2 separate regions of the Mus musculus genome follow, and region 1 is linked to region 2. The links are chromatin loops, found by intact Hi-C in ENCODE. Cell type or tissue: heart. All regions are shown on one strand.

Region 1 (8,000 bases), 87 kb after region 2:
AGGACAATTCTCCCTTCAGCATCCACATGGGGAAAGTAGGCATAGTGGCATACATGTACACTTCTAATCCCAGCACTTGGAAGGCTGAGGCAGGAAGGTTCCTGTGCATTTGGGGCTATCCTGTGCTATCCAGTGAAACTCTGTCTCAAAAAGAATAATCATTAAAAAAATCATATGAGAGTTGACTAAGAAACATGATGAATACTTTTAGCTTCTAAACTGAAACCTGGAGGTCTGTTCAGCAAATCAGTGGATTAATATGCTTGCATGTGAATGCCCGGAGAACAGCAATCACACCTAAGTGCATCAAGACAGGCTAGCATATTGATTAATAACCAATAATGCCTCGCTTTCCAACTGCTTTTTTTTTATTACTTTTAAAATGTCATGGCAAAAACAAGACTGAGCCTCCCAAGTATTTCTCATAACTGTTAACATGTTTTCTTTCTATTGAAACGACATCTTCACAGAAATGATTTTGTTTGTGTGTGATGCTGGAGATAGACCCCAGAGATTCACACCTGAACACAGGCTCGACTACTGAGCTTTACCCCCAACTGCACCTTAGAGATCACTGGGAAGACTGCTTTCTAAAAATAAGTCACCATGATTAAGACTCACAAGGAATTAAAATAGTAATTGAAAGTTCATGAAATGATATACTGAAATATTTCCCTTATGTTTTGGATTTCTCTGTATATTTGCTTTTTAATCATTTGTATATGAAATAGTATCTTCCCAGTCACTTTCAATATAAAATTTTAGTGGAAATGTAATCATTTCTCATAGCTTTTCAATATACACAATTTCTACTTCATTTAGGGATAATTTTCCCCCCTCTCTTCCTACCAGTCAGCCTGTCAAACAAATAGATCAAGGAGAGTTTTTGAAAAATGTACCAGAAAATTCTGCTGTTTCTCCTCATCTGTGGCTCCGATCAGCTTAGCTTATTGAGATAGTAAGAGTATAGGACATGTAGCTATAAACACACATACACACACACCATAATTCCAATTTCTCTGAGTCAGCAGTTCTCAGCCTGTGCATCACAACCTCTTTGAGGGTCAAAAAAACCCTCTCACAGAAGTCGCTTAAGACCATGAGAAAACACAGGTATTTAAGGTATTTACATTATGAGTCATAGCAGAAGAAAAATCACAGTTACAAAGTAGCAATGATATAATTTTATGGTTGGGAGAGGGTTCCCACAACATGAGGAATTGTATGTAAGGGTCGCTGCATTAGGAAGGTTGAGCCCTAGATGTTGTGGAAGGGAAGAAATAAAAATGATCTAAAAACTAACATGCCGGAGCTCTGAGAAAAAATGTTATCTGCCTTTGTTTTATCTTGTGTTTGAAACTCTGTGGCCTTTAGCAATGAAGTGCTACATCCCTCCACTCCCTTTTCTGAGAGCAGCTTCAGTCCAGGGGGGAGATAGCAAAGACGGGCAGAAGCACAAAGCGGCCATGAATGGGTGGTGGATTTATTCTACAGCTTATTGTTATTAGTAGTATTAAAGCGATTGGGTTAAAAATAAGGTCAACAAAACCATATTTAAGGCTGATGCACAAATATTAAGAGCATTAAAAAAATAACTTGAAAGAAAAGATAATCGCTGTGGCTGGCGAGTGGCTCAGCAAATAAAGACACTGGACACCACAACCCAGTGACCTCGGTTCAGTCCCTGGGGAGAACAAGAACAAGAACTAAGTGCTATAGGGTATCCTCTGATCTGCATACATGTGTGATGGCATGTGTACATGTACACACAATGCACCCTCACACACACACATATACACACACATACACACACACAAATACACACAAATGAATAAGTGTAATTTTAAGAAGTTAGTGGCTAAATTTATTTTTATATTCTCTTCAACTAGTCAAGAATATTTTTTTTCTTTTAAAATTTACTACATATCAGCAAAAGACATTTGGTTAGAGATCTTTAGGTGGCAAAATTATAAAAATATGCTTCAAGTGTTTACAACAAAATCGTCATTTTAAGGAAGACTACTTAAACAGGACAGACTTTTTTGTGGATGTAGTTACGTGGCCTCTTTACGGTTGATCAGGGATGAGGCAGACTTAGAGAGTGAGAGATGCTGCAGAAGGGAGAGCCACCGCAAGCATCTTTCTCTGGCTGGAATGTAGTTCTTTGGGAGAGAGCTCGCCTGGCATGTCTAAGGCCCAGGGTTCTATCCCCAGCACCGCAAGGAAAAAGCAGGAGAAGAAAGGAAGGTCTTTCTCTATAAGTTTTGGGAGAAATCTGTCCCCTTTAAGCCCTGAGCATACATTTACTTGAAAAAGGCCATTGCTCGGGTGAAATGCTAAGCAGATTAAAGCGCTTGGTGCAGATCCCTGAGGCCCACGTGGTGGACAGAAAGAACTAACTCCTCGAAGTTATTCTTCTCGGACCTCTGTATGGGTGACATGGCTCAGGCATAGACACCACACACATGCACACACACATGCACACACACACTCTCTCACATTCACACACACTCACACACATACACACACATACACACACCACACACATATACTCTCACATTCACACACACTCACACACATATACACACATACACACACACACCACACACACACACACACACACACACACACACTCAGTGAATGAAATAAAATTTTCTGATGTTCCTGCCATACAGAAAAAGAATGAACCCAACGGTACCACACTCTTATTTGGCTCAACAAATGAGAGTACCACACACCTGGTATAGTGGTACAAAATTAGGTAAAACTTAGACACGACGACCTTAGCCCTCCTCATATATGGATCTTCTGCGATTAAATACGTGTATCATGTTAAGTGATACAAGAACATCCTCAGTACACACTTCTGAGAGCATTCTGAAATTTGAGGCTATGGAGAAAGCACGAGTCCTGAAAGGAAGGCAGATGGCAGGTTAAAATACATGCCAGCCTTGAACCGCACACAGCACATGTTAGCGGTGATGGAGCTCATAATTACATACATAAGCATACATCCTTGAGTGTAGAAACACCCTTCCCTTTTTATAGTAGTGCACAGAGACACTCATTTAAACAAACTCCCACGAATGGGGAAGCAGCCCATTTGGGATACCGTTCAGTCAACAGAGTGACTGGCATTTAATAAGTAGCTTGGCTCGAAACACATTCTCCATTATACTGTATGGGAAAGGTCTAGTTTGGGGTCCAATTAATCTGCTCACATGCATTCACCTTGCTGTCTCCAGTTTAGCAGTCAGCATAATAAACAGACACATGCCAACATAAGAAACAGACGCATGTCAACATGTGTGACTCAAATACCATTAAACCCAACAGGAAGGGCTTCTCTCTGTCCTCCCACCTCCGGGACTGTCCCAGTTTGCTCTTGGGTGACTCGCTTGCTCGCTCCACACCACCCAGCCTCTCTCACATTTTAATCAAAGAAAACTATAATTACGAGAGCAGGACTCTAATTTTGAAAAGACATTAGGCCATCCGCAGTCACTTCATTACGGAGCACTTCCGAGGCCGGCAGAGAACTGGGGGGGGGGGGGTGTCTAAGTAATCTCTGTACTTCCAAAGGGAACACTGAAAAGCTGCCTGCACAAGCAGGTGTAACTGGAGCTAAGCGTTGAGCTCAGGGCTGGCCTCTGTTACATCTGCTGCTTAAAAACTTTTCCGCGACCTTCAGTGGCCCACCAGAATCTGCACACCGAGCTGCTGGGGAATTGCCAGGAGACTCCTATATAGGCACCTCCACAGAGGAGTCCACACACAAGAAGAGGCTTCTGCCTGCTCCAGGGCCAACTATCCCTGGTCCTTGGCTCTTTCTGCCCAGGGCTGCTGCCTGCACCTCCCCCACTCTGAGCACTGGGCATCTGTCCAAGAGGGACGAGCTGTGGCACTCAATAAACAAACAAACGAGCAAACAAACAAATACCCCAGCCATATTTTACTCTAAAGAGACACCATTCCAAACAACTCCACAAATGCTCAGTGAGCTGGGTCCCTCAGAGGTCAAGGCCAATGACTTCTTCCAGGGACCCCACCTGAAGGAAGCCCACAATCTGTAATGTAACCCCGCAAATTTCACAGCAGAGATGGGGCTGGGGGTTGGGGTGAGGGTGGGGGTGGGGGAACAGGTGTAACATTTTTTTTAAGCTTCTGTTGCTGCTGTGGACAGATCCCCTAAGACCCCCCATCTTGTCAAATCAAAAAGCCTACAGTTGATTCTTTGGGCGCTGCTGAAAGCCCACTGGCTCCCGGTGACACTCTGCAAAGTGCAGGGCCCGGCTGCGGGGAGCGAAGGTCTCCACAGTTGTCCAGGTGGCAGATTCCGTCAGCACCCGGGTCCGTGGACTGACAGAGCCACCTTCCCGCCACCTCCCCGACGCGCCGGGCACTCACCGTCGCGGCCGTCCTCCCCCCGGCTGCAGTTGCTGCAAATGTGCTTGATCTCCTTGCCCAGTTGACAGTGGATCACAAACGACACGTTGTTATTGTTGTTGGGGGCGGGGTCCTTCGGGGGCTTCATGCTCAGCAAATAAAAAGCTTTCTTTTTGGGCTTCACGGCGGCGCCCGCGCCTGGCACGGCGCCCTGTCTGCAGCGCGGCTTCGCGGCGCGCGTGGGCTCCGCCATCCGCTCCCCGAGCGTCCGGGGCTGGTCGCCGATCGCTGCCCCGGGCTCTGCCACTCGCGTCCCCCGGCCGCGCCCGCATGCCCCCACGCCACACCAGCGCCACTGCGGGGCGGGGCAGGGCAGGGCGGGATGGCGCGCTCGAGGTCTTGACCTCTTCGAGCCTGGACAAATCCCGAGACCCCGGGCGGGGTGGAGGTGGGAAGGGCTGCAGAGGGCTGAATCCGCTCTTCTATCAGCGAAGCTCTGGGTCTCCTGGGCTCTGCCTCCCCGGGGCAGCCCCACCCCTCGGTGAATCGCAGCGCCCCGCAGCTCCCAGCCGGCGGGGTTTTGTGGCCACCTTCACTCTGGAAACTCAGGGCAGGATGCCACAGCCACCCCCTTCCAGGACTCCCGCTGCCAAACGCAAGCAAGATGTACTACAGCAGGCGGCTGTCCCAGCTCTAGGGTGGAACTGAGGCCAGAACAAATTATATTCTCAGGCGGGTCCAACCACAACCCAGGACTAGACAACCTGTTACAGCATCCTTGCTTTTGCTTCCAGTGGGAAAGCTTCCCCGAGATGAAGGGGACTTTACTCCAGGGTCCTTAGTTGAAGTCAAAGGGGGAAACCCATCTTCCAGCCACCCTCAACATGCAACTTTAGGGACACTAGCTAGTTCACTGAATGCTCCTCAGCTGCCATTGCTCTGTGATCTCAGGCCGAGCAAGGCAGGCGCCCTGTCTGCCTCGAAGACTTCCAAAGAACAGCTCCCGAAAGAAGGCAAAGCCACAGTCTCATTTGTTGAGGTTTTGATGGTTCTGAGTGACTTTTAAAGGTCGCTTTGTGTTTAAAATCCACTCATCATTTATAGGGCATCCCGAGACTCTTAAAGAACTTTTCAGGGAATCTAGGCTTTGAGAGAAGCTACACTTTACAAACATCTTAAATGCTTTATTTATTTAAAAACAAACAAACAAACAAACACCCTGAGGCCTGGAGATTCTGGTTTCCTGGGCCATTGTTGAGACCCAGGGTTCTGTAACAGTTAACAAGCTCCGGGTGGGGGTGGGGTGATTTTGAGGAACTGTAAACAAGAGAAACTGTTGTTTACAGCCAGGTGTGTCAGACTCCACAATGTCCCGTTCCCTCTGTGCCTCAACCTTACCATACCCAGTTCCTTCTATTTGAACCTACCAAAATAGTGTCAATCAAAGAATGTACAGTCGGACAGTCACTTCCTGTTGTTACCAAGAACTTTCTGGATGCTAACTTCAAACTATTCTGGGAAACTGAACTACACCAAGGTTGCTGTTGTCTCTCCCCTAACCAGAGAGGCTTGGCACCCTTGTGAGGGTCACGTGCTACCTCGTATTGTTTCTAGGCACACAATCTACCATCCAATCATTTGTCAGCCCAAACAGGCACAGGCAGTTTCACTTTTATCTTATTGGTAAGTCGGTGTGTTCTGCCACCCTCTGCCCTGGAAAGGATGTCAGCCCCAGGGTAGGGGGCAGATGTTGGAGAGGTGCTCTCTTTAATCAGATGCCCCTTTGTACAAGTGTCCATCAAGGTCTTTGGTAATATCTCCCTTTCTCAGCTAGGTCGTCAGCCCTAGAGGTAATGGCACTGCCTCTGCTCTTCTCAGATTAGGTGCCACTGGATTCCCAGCTCATACTACCTTGTATCTGGGAGATGACAAAGATACATTTGTGATGTTGTTCGGATGCCTAAAGGGATGAATCTCATGTCATGGGCAAACAGATTTTCTAATCCTTAGGCCTTGCCTTCATCTTAGGTTTCCTCTTAGCTCTGCCAAGAAGCGAGGAACTGTGTGTCCAGAGCACATTACATCTTTTTTTTTTTCCATTTTTTATTAGGTATTTAACTCATTTACATTTCCAATGCTATACCAAAAGTCCCCCATATCCACCCACCCCCACTCCCCTGCCCACCCACTCCCCCTTTTTGGCCCTGGTGTTCCCCTGTACTGGGGCATATAAAGTTTGCAAGTCCAATGGGCCTCTCTTCCCAGTGATGGCCGACTAGGCCATCTTTTGATATATATGCAGCTAGAGTCAAGAGCTCCGGGGTACTGGTTAGTTCATAATGTTGTTCCACCTATAGGGTTGCAGATCCCTTTAGCTCCTTGGCTACTTTCTCTAGCTCCTCCATTGGGAGCCCTATGATCCATCCATTAGCTGACTGTGAGCATCCACTTCTGTGTTTGCTAGGCCCCGGCATAGTCTCACAAGAGACAGCTACATCTGGGTCCTTTCAATAAAATCTTGCTAGTGTATGCAATGGTGTCAGCGTTTGGATGCTGATTATGGGGTGGATCCCTGGATATGGCAGTCTCTACATGGTCCATCCTTTCATCTCAGCTCCAAACTTTGTCTCTGTAACTCCTTCCATGGGTGTTTTGTTCCCAAATCTAAGGAGGGGCATAGTGTCCACACTTCAGTCTTCATTCTTCTTGAGTTTCATGTGTTTAGCAAATTATATCTTATATCTTGGGTATCCTAGGTTTGGGGACATTACATCTTTTTAAAACAGTATTTTGAGCCCTGCCAGCCTTTCCAACTTCACTCTCTGCCCCACAGGTCAGAATAAGAAGACTTGCGTCAACCCCACCTGGCCTCATTAAAACAACTGGACTGGAAGCAATCTGTTATTCACCCCCTGAATACTAAGCCTGACCCAAGGCTGTGTGTCCTGATCTTAATTGGCCAAGTACAATTGTGATTGTAGCATAGCAGACTTGGACATAGCCGCTAGCAAAAGCTCACATATCAAAGGATATGTCCTGGAGGCGGGGGCCTTTCATTTAAGAGAAATGTGCAAGAAGAATTGACTTGCCTTGGACAGCTACTTGGTTGGTGCTCTCTCTTCCTAGCTGTCCTCCTTGAGTTTACAGCCTCTAACTGGTGCTGCCCGATGGTACCTGTTTGTGATATGAAGCTATTTATGTACTAATACTTTACAGGGCAATAAAATTACGACCCAGTTTCTCAGTTGCACTAGCTACAACTTAAAAGGATAGCAGCCACGTGTAACCAGCAGCTGCTACAGTCAACTGGGAGGCTGACAGATCATCTCCCCCCTGCCACCACCACCACCATGTTTTTCTTAGATGTATGAAGATTTATATCTGAGGCTGAAGGACAGAGCTGCCATCTCCTATTGCTACAACAGAAGGTTGGCTAAGACGATCAGAGTCCAACACATGTAGTGTTTGGCGGTTATATCTGGCGGTTTCTGGCACCAGTTTACTTCAGCAAGTAGCGGGGCTGATGGGGACGTGTTCCTTGTGTTTGCTCTTGACCTTGTTCTGTGCACTGTGTTCCTCCTTGCTGAAGCTTGTTTCTGACGTCGGCTGTTAAA
Region 2 (8,000 bases):
ATGGGAAAGCAGGGAACAAGTACAAACGACAAATAAACTAGGTAAGTCCTAACGGGATACATGGCTATAAGCGTGTCATGCGAAAGTTCTGTTATGCGATAAACATCTGAGATATCTCTAAGTAAACTGGAATATTTAAATGTCAGTTACTAAATATAAACCTAAGGACTCTTGGCTTCTTACATTCTATAAAAAGACCATATATGGGTCTATAAATAAATGCGTTTTCATAAATTGTTGGCATAGGAACGATCTGAATTTTTTTTTTCTGGGCTAGCAAGATGGCTCTCTGGGTAAAGAAAGGTCCTTGCCATATAAGCCCAGTATTGAGTCCCATTCCCAGAATTCATATAAAGGTGGGAGAGGAGAAGCAACTCTGTAATGTTATCTACTCTCTGACCTCCAGATATCACACACACACACACACACACACACACACACACACACACACAAACACACAATTTTAAAATTATAAACAAATTTAAAGAAAAAGATTTGTTTTCTTTCCCAATCTTCATTAAGAAAACAGGATGGGTGATTAAGAATGAAAATTAAGCCGGGCGTGGTGGCGCACGCCTTTAATCCCAGCACTCGGGAGGCAGAGGCAGGCGGATTTCTGAGTTCGAGGCCAGCCTGGTCTACAAAGTGAGCTCCAGGACAGCCAGGGCTATACAGAGAAACCCTGTCTCGAAAAAACAAAAAACAAAACAAAAACAAAAACAAAAAAGAATGAAAATTATAATTAAATTAAGAATTAGATCCAATTATTCCTAAATTCAGAAAATTTGCAGACTTTTCTTCAATGTTAATCTAAGGGAGGGGAAACAGGAGCGGATGGAAGAAGTCTCCGTGTGTCCAAGGAAAAGATAGATGTGTTTTGTGACCAGGAAAACAAGCATTTGGGTGGTAAAATAAAATTTTATTCTTGTTGTTATCCCATAGCAGAAAGTAGTTGAAGGAAGGAAGAGAAAAAAATTATAAATTCTGATCATTTGACTAAAGTTTACAAAAGCCAGCTAGTTGTGGGAGCATACTTCTCTCAGAGCACTCCCACAATTAGCTGACAAGCAAGTGGTACCTTACGCCCACTGCTCCAAGTAACCCTTGGCTTTTAAGTAAAAGGGGAAACTCAAGAACTGGTTCCAAGTGGCAGGTTTCTACAGAAAAATGCCAGGGACCAACTTGTTCCCCTAGTTCAGCTGGACTTAATACAACTAGACCTCAAGGTTCTGTGGGTCTAAGGCTCTGTCTGTGAGTCACTGAGCCACTGCCACAGAGCAAGAGGCCACAGAACACCTCACCTCAGGGGCAGCTCAGACATTAGTTTTGTTTAGTTGAAGAGGAGGACTGTCATACATGCATAAAAACCCAGCACCTCTCAGCAGGGTGGCCTGGGACAAGTAGTTCTGCCTCTATGCGGAACAATTTCATTATCAAACAATCGAGATGGAAATATTGTCACTGGCTTCCCAGCATGCTAGGACGATGAACTGAGTTAATAGAAGTAGAATACCAGGCTTCTCTGGCATCATTCATGGCTGTTGTCTTGTCAGCGCACTTACAGAACCACTCACCAGAGAGAAGGCGGCTCATGCTCAGGCCTAAGTCTACATTGAGCTCCATGTGAGCTCAGACTTCAACATCTCTTCCCAAACTCACCCTTAGCTTTCACATCATCTTCACCAGGCTCCTTCGCACATAGCCCAAAGACAAGTGCTGCCTAGACACATGTTGGTTTAAAGCAACAGGAACTGGAGCCCAGATAACTTACGGTGGCAATTGCAGCAAATTAGTGTACCTTTAACACAACCTTTTTGTTTGTTTGTTTGTTTGTTTGTTTTGTTTTTTCGAGACAGGGTTTCTCTGTATAGCCCTGGCTGTCCTGGACTCACTTTGTAGACCAGGTTGGCCTCGAACTCAGAAATCCGCCTGCTTCTGCCTCCCAAGTGCTGGGATTAAAGGCGTGCGCCACCACTGCCCGGCTTTTTTTTTCCTACCCACTTTGCCCCATTCTTGTTTCCTGCGATCACATCTTGTTTCCTAACAAACCATTGTCTCATGTCCCTAGCTGTGCTCAATGACATGTTGGGGTGGGATAACATTTTATCATTTCCGGGGCAGATTTACAACCTCTGTGCTAGAGGTCTTTACTCCAAACCTATGATTCTTTTAACATTTTTTTATTGTTTTTATTTTATGTGTAAGAATATTTTGCATGTATGTATGTGCCTCATATGCATACCTGGTGCCCACGGAAACCCAAAGAGGGCAGTGGAAACCCTGGAACTAGAGTTAATGATGATTGCTTCCTGCTCTGTGGGAGCCCAACCCAGGTCCTCTATCAGAACAGCAAGTGTTTTTAACCACTGAGCTCTCCCTCTAGCCCAAAATCCTGTTGATCCTTGAGTTAGAATTTATTACATGATATAATGCACCCTTCCATGTATTTTCATATACTTATATATGTATTTTTTAGTTTACATTTAGTTTGTTTTTTGTTTTTGTTTTTTGAGATAGGGTTTTACAATACAACCCTGACTTGCCTCTAGCTCATAATCTGCTACTGCTGTCTCCTGAGTAGCTAAGATTGCATGCCACTCCCCTCTCTCTCTCCCTCTCCCTCTCCCTCCCTCCCTCTCTCTCTCTCTCTCTCTCTCTCTCTCTCTCTCTCTCTCTCTCTCTCTCTCTCTCTGTGTGTGTGTGTGTGTTCACTTCCAAGCATGCCAAGGTCCATGTGTGGAGAAATAAAGGAATGAGTCAGTTCTTTCCTCCTATCATGTGGTCACTGGATATCAAACTCAGATCATCAACCTTAGCAGCACCTTTGCCCTCTGAGCCATCTCTGGCCTCACATTCTGATATTTCAGCGCTTCCATTTAATAGAAGAGCATTTCCTGGGGGTAGGGGCTGCTTAACTTTATACTCCAGGGCAACTGAAGAGCCCCAAGCCCAGAAACATTAACCTTCACTCTCGTCACAAGGAAGTGACTGGGGATGGATATAGACCAGCTGTTTCCCCGCCCCTGTGGCCCAAACCATGAGAAGTCACAGGGGAAAGAAAAGGGCCATTGTTGTTTTTATCTTGAGCCAAGAAGTTAGAGTTGCTCCTTGCAGAGGGAGGGAACTGCCAGCCCAGGGCTTGGCTTTTCCAAGCAGCGGAGGCTGCTGCTCCGCGTGACTGTGGGCAAAATGTTTTCTGCAGATGTTTATATTTCATTTGTCAGTCTTCCTAGTATTCAGCTTTTCCAAACTTAATATTGTTTCATTGCTCTCTGTCTATTTGGAGCCCAGGGTTTGATACTTATAAGTGTCCTTATATGATGCTATTATTAATTCTCCTAAGTCATGGGCCCTAAAATATCATATATTTACAGAGGATGGCTGCTTGTTTATGCTTTTCCAGTCCTTGTCACTTAAATATATTCCATGGAACCATGGTGAAATCACCGCTTAGATAATTGGTCTTTTTGGTGAGCATTTTTTTTGGCATTCTTTCTGACTTTAATTACTTTTGTTACGCAGAATGTTTGACCCATCTTTCCTTTGTTCTTGTTCTTGGTGGTAGCCTTTATTAAGGAAGCCGTGTTCTATTTCGAGTGTTTTGGTTGTTGGCTACGGCCATGTTAATGTTTTAAAATTATTTTCTTTATAATTATGTGAGTGTGTGTGCGCACTTGTGTATGCATGCGCCAGCTCATTCACGCACGTGCATGCGCACGCATGTGTGTGTGTGTGTCTGTGTGTGTGTCTGTGTGTGTGTCTGTGTCTGTGTATCTGTGTAGGTATGTGCCTGGGCCTGTAGGTGATTCATAATTATGTGTGTGTGTGTGTGTGTGTGTGTGTGTCTGTGTGTGTGTGTCTGTGTGTCTGTGTAGGTATGTGCCTGGGTCTGTAGGTGATTCATAATTATGTGTGTGTGTGTCTGTGTGTCTGTGTAGGTATGTGCCTGGGCCTGTAGGTGATTCATAATTATGTGTGTGTGTGTGTGTCTGTGTGTGTGTGTCTGTGTATCTGTGTAGGTATGTGCCTGGGTCTGTAGGTGATTCATAATTATGTGTGTGTGTGTCTGTGTAGGTATGTGCCTGGGCCTGTAGGTGATTCATAATTATGTGTGTGTGTCTGTGTATCTGTAGGTACGTTCCTGGGCCTATAGATGATTCATAATTGTGTGCGTGTATGTGTATGTGTGTGTGTGTGTGTCTGTGTAGGTATGTGCCTGGGCCTGTAGGTGCTCACAGAGGCCAGAAGAAGGTATTGAATCTATGGAGCTAAAGTCACAGGTGCTTGTGAGTTTCCAATATTGGTGCTGGGAACTGAACTTAGGCCCTTCGCAAGAACAGTATGTGCACTTAACCACTGAGCCATCTCCCCAGCACCTAATTTTTATGAAAGAATTTATCTTATACCTTTGTGCCTGTATGCCAACAACAGTTCATATGTACCATGCATATGCAGGCGCCCACAGGGGTCAGAGGGCAATAAAGTCCCTAGAACGGAGTAAGAGGAGGTTGTGAGTTGCCTGATGTGGGTGCTAGGAAGGGAACCTGGGTCCTCAGCAAGAGTAGTTTCTCTTAATCCCTGAGCCATTTCTCCAGTCCCGGTATGCTAAATTTTGTAACCTATTTTTTTCTGAGTTTGCTGGAGTGACCATGTATATTTTCTCCTTTTATCTAAAGGAGCAAGGTGGGATATGTCATTATGTCTTTGTCCTCCTCTGGAGGGAACTGGTTAAAATGACATTGTTTCTATTTCTTGAAGGTTTGGCAAGGGCTGCTTTTCTGTGTGAGAGGTATTGTTTTGTGTTGGTAAGGGTTCGTTATTCACAAAACGTTCTTGAGAAACAACTTGAGGGAAGGCTATCTGGCTCATCATGTCTGTGGTCACCTGGCTTCATGGCTTCTGGGCCCGTGTAAGGCACAACACCTGGGAGGGATGATGTAGGAGAACAGAGTGGCTTACCTCGTGGTGAGGAGGAAGGGACCAGGAGCAGGATGTGAGCTTCCAAGGTGTGCCTAAAGCCACATATTTCCTCTCACCAGGCCCCATCTCCTAACAGCTCCTTCAGCTCAGAACTCACCAATGAGCTAGGTCATTCAGTGATGATGTAAGCATCCGAATGGCCGGAAGCACCACCAGCCAGGGACCTGCGCTTTTGCTTGTGAACCTCTGAGCTCATTTTACACCTAAACTACAAGATCATACTGATTTTACATATTGACTTAGTTCATTTGAAATTTGCAGACTACTTTAGTATTCTCAGCTCCATTTCGTTTAGGTACCCTTTTCTAGTAACCTATTTCCTTTAAAATCATAAAATTGATACCAAGTTATATATTACATTCTTCTAAAACGTTTCCATTTATTATACAACTTCTGTGTCTTTTGACTTTTTTCTTCCTAATTTCTTCAGTGACTCTACTTGTTGACGAATAGAAGCAGAATTTTCTATTTTCCACGTCTTCACTATTTCTCTCCTGTATGTATTCTTCTGTTCTTTCTGAAATTGAGTTTTAATAACAGTTCTATTAGTCCTATTCATATATGAACATTCCGGAGCCTGTGAATTTGCCTGCTTCCCACAATAATAGCACATACTCTTTTAATCAATTTGTTTTGAATATTTAAATTTCCATTTGTAGTGGTTATTTCTGGTTGTCAACTTGACTATATTTGGAATGAACTACAATCCAGAATTGGAAGGCTCACCAGTGACCCTTATCTGGAGGCTTGGAGATCCTTATCTGGATCTTGGTATGGAGATCTTGAGCCATAGTGGCTATGGATTCCAGAAGATTGAATCTCCTAGTTTAAGGAACACACCTTTAATCTGGGCTACAACTTTTCATCTGGGATTAAAGGTGTGGTGGAACACACCTTTAATCTGAGCTACACCTTCTGCTGGAGACAATATAAGGACATTGGAAGAAGGGAGTCTAGCTCTTGCTCTTGCTCCTTCGCCTGCTTGCCGTGTGAGACTGAGTAACTGCTAGATCCTTGGACTTCCATTCACAGCTGCGACTGAACAATTGTAAGGAATTGGGCTGCCGACTGTAAGTCATCAATAAATTCCTTTACTATCTAGAGACTATCCATAAGTTCTGTGACTCTAGAGAACCCTGACTAATACACCATTATAATTTATTCTTTTGCCAATGAGCTACTTCAAGGCATGCCTTAAACTGTACACACAGTGCAATTTGTTGACACCCTTAATCAGTGTTTGCTTTCAGAAAAGCCCTTCAGCTTTTCCTTTTTGCTAACAAGTCCAGCTAGGGTGTGGGCTCAAACTGTTTGATTTCTTCTTTTTATTTCAATGGCTTCTTTATGCCGAGAAGAAAGCTAAATTTTAAAAGCCACTTCTCCAAACCTCATCAATATATGAAAACATGCCTTCCTAAGATCAAGCTCCTCTGTCATAAGGGGGCCTTCAGAGAATTCCGTCCAAATTCATGTTGGACACGCAAGCCCCGGGCCTTATTTTCAAACATAAACCAAAAGCCAGCTGGAATTAGAGAGGAGACTCTTATACAAAAGAGCAGTAGAAGACAAGGGAAATGTAAAGTTGTTTCGATAGAAGCGAAGCAGAGAGCAGGACTATCTATGCATCAAGTCTTTATTTAAATAGAGGTGAGCTGCACAGTATGAAAGAGGAAGCAAGAACAATACCGCTTAAGAGCAAAAAAGTGATTTCCAAAATAAATAAAGTCTCACGTATATGGGTAGACGCCAGAGTCAAGAGGGAGTGCTCCACAAATCACCATCAAGAAACCAGGACGAAGGATGGAAATATGAAAATAAAGACCGGCTGGGCTCACCCCTTGGATCTGACTGATAAAAATTCCAGAATGGATGAGGAGAGCACCAAAGCAACTAAAATATAAAAATAAATAAAGTTTTCCAAAGCCAAGGAACAGGCCTTTAGATGGAAAATGCCAAGTAGAGGCCAAACACTGACTAGTAAAGCTAACCAGCACGGAATTCTAGAACACTGGGGATATAGAGAACTTACAAACTAAGGAGAACGTTCTAAAGAAAAAAGTGACCATCTCATTCAAAGCAGCCCAGAATTCATCGGACTTCCCAAAACTACTCTCAAGATTAGAGGACAATAACGGCCTCAAATACGCACAAAAGTTCTTTCAGATCAGGAATTCTATATTCAACGAGACAAACCCTGATCAATAAAAGCACAGAAAATCAAAGTGAGCTCAGGGATCCGGAATCTCGGGTTGGATGCGTGCGCAACCAAGGGGGGGGGGGGGGTCTCCTGATGAACGATGCGTGCGCAACCAAGGGGGGGGGGGTGTCTCCTGATGAACGACGGGCCGAGTGTGAGGGATGAGTGAATGGATAAAGGAATGAATGATGAATATAAAATTGTAAGCAGTCTAAGCCAGGCGGTGGTGGTGCACGCCTTTAATCCCAGCACTCCGGAGGCAGAGGCAGGCGGATTTCTGAGTTCGAGGCCAGCCTGGTCTACAAAGTGAGTTCCAGGACAGGCAGGGCTATACAGAAAAACCCTGTCTCGAAAAACCAAAAATAAATAAATAAATAAATAAATAAATAAATAAATAATTTTAAAAAAATGTGAGCAGCCAGCCAATAAATATGCTGGGACAAAACCTAATGGAATCATAATGAAGGTATTTCAGAAATAAAATAATAAGTGAGGCGGGAAGCAAACGGCACCTGAAAGCTGTGTGTGAAGAGAATTGTAACATGGCCCTGCAGAGCAGGCCACTGCCAATACTCTACTGACGTAATCTAACCACATGCTATATATATTGAGAGGAGTGGGACAGAGATGGCAGATATGGGTAAAGGTAGGTAGGAATAGATGATACAGGTCTCCGAGGCTTAGTAACTGACGGAGAAACAGGGGATGATGTCCTCACTTGGAAATCCAAAAGAAGTTAAAATTCATTCACTTGGCTCAACGGTGCTAAAATAACAAGAGGCAGAACAGGGAAAGGCTGTGCTCACTGTACTATTTGGTATTT

What was found. Hi-C counts contacts between places; a loop is a spot of excess contacts. Peaks named below come from ENCODE experiments on the same cell type or tissue, not always from the same donor. Only the 100,000 strongest peaks of a DNase experiment are listed, where the experiment ranks them.
Region 1: a loop joins it to region 2, with 1.8 times the contacts of the local background. A loop is called at or near these places in 2 of 42 quality-filtered maps.

Annotation. Positions count from the first base shown.
Region 1 is chr13:42,913,275-42,921,274 of GRCm38, reverse strand. The region is part of intron 3 of Phactr1 (phosphatase and actin regulator 1); the gene reads right to left. Among named protein-coding and RNA genes, the nearest start is that of Gm52053, 96 kb to the left of the region's middle. In heart, a CTCF peak has its summit at 4,753; a DNase peak (open chromatin) is centred at 4,974; H3K4me3 peaks cover 1,846 bases; H3K27ac peaks cover 1,233 bases; H3K27me3 peaks cover 827 bases.
Region 2 is chr13:43,000,266-43,008,265 of GRCm38, reverse strand. All of the region lies in intron 4 of Phactr1 (phosphatase and actin regulator 1), which reads right to left. Among named protein-coding and RNA genes, the nearest start is that of Gm52053, 8.6 kb to the left of the region's middle. In heart, no CTCF peak of the experiment used is centred here; a DNase peak (open chromatin) is centred at 3,065; H3K27ac peaks cover 720 bases.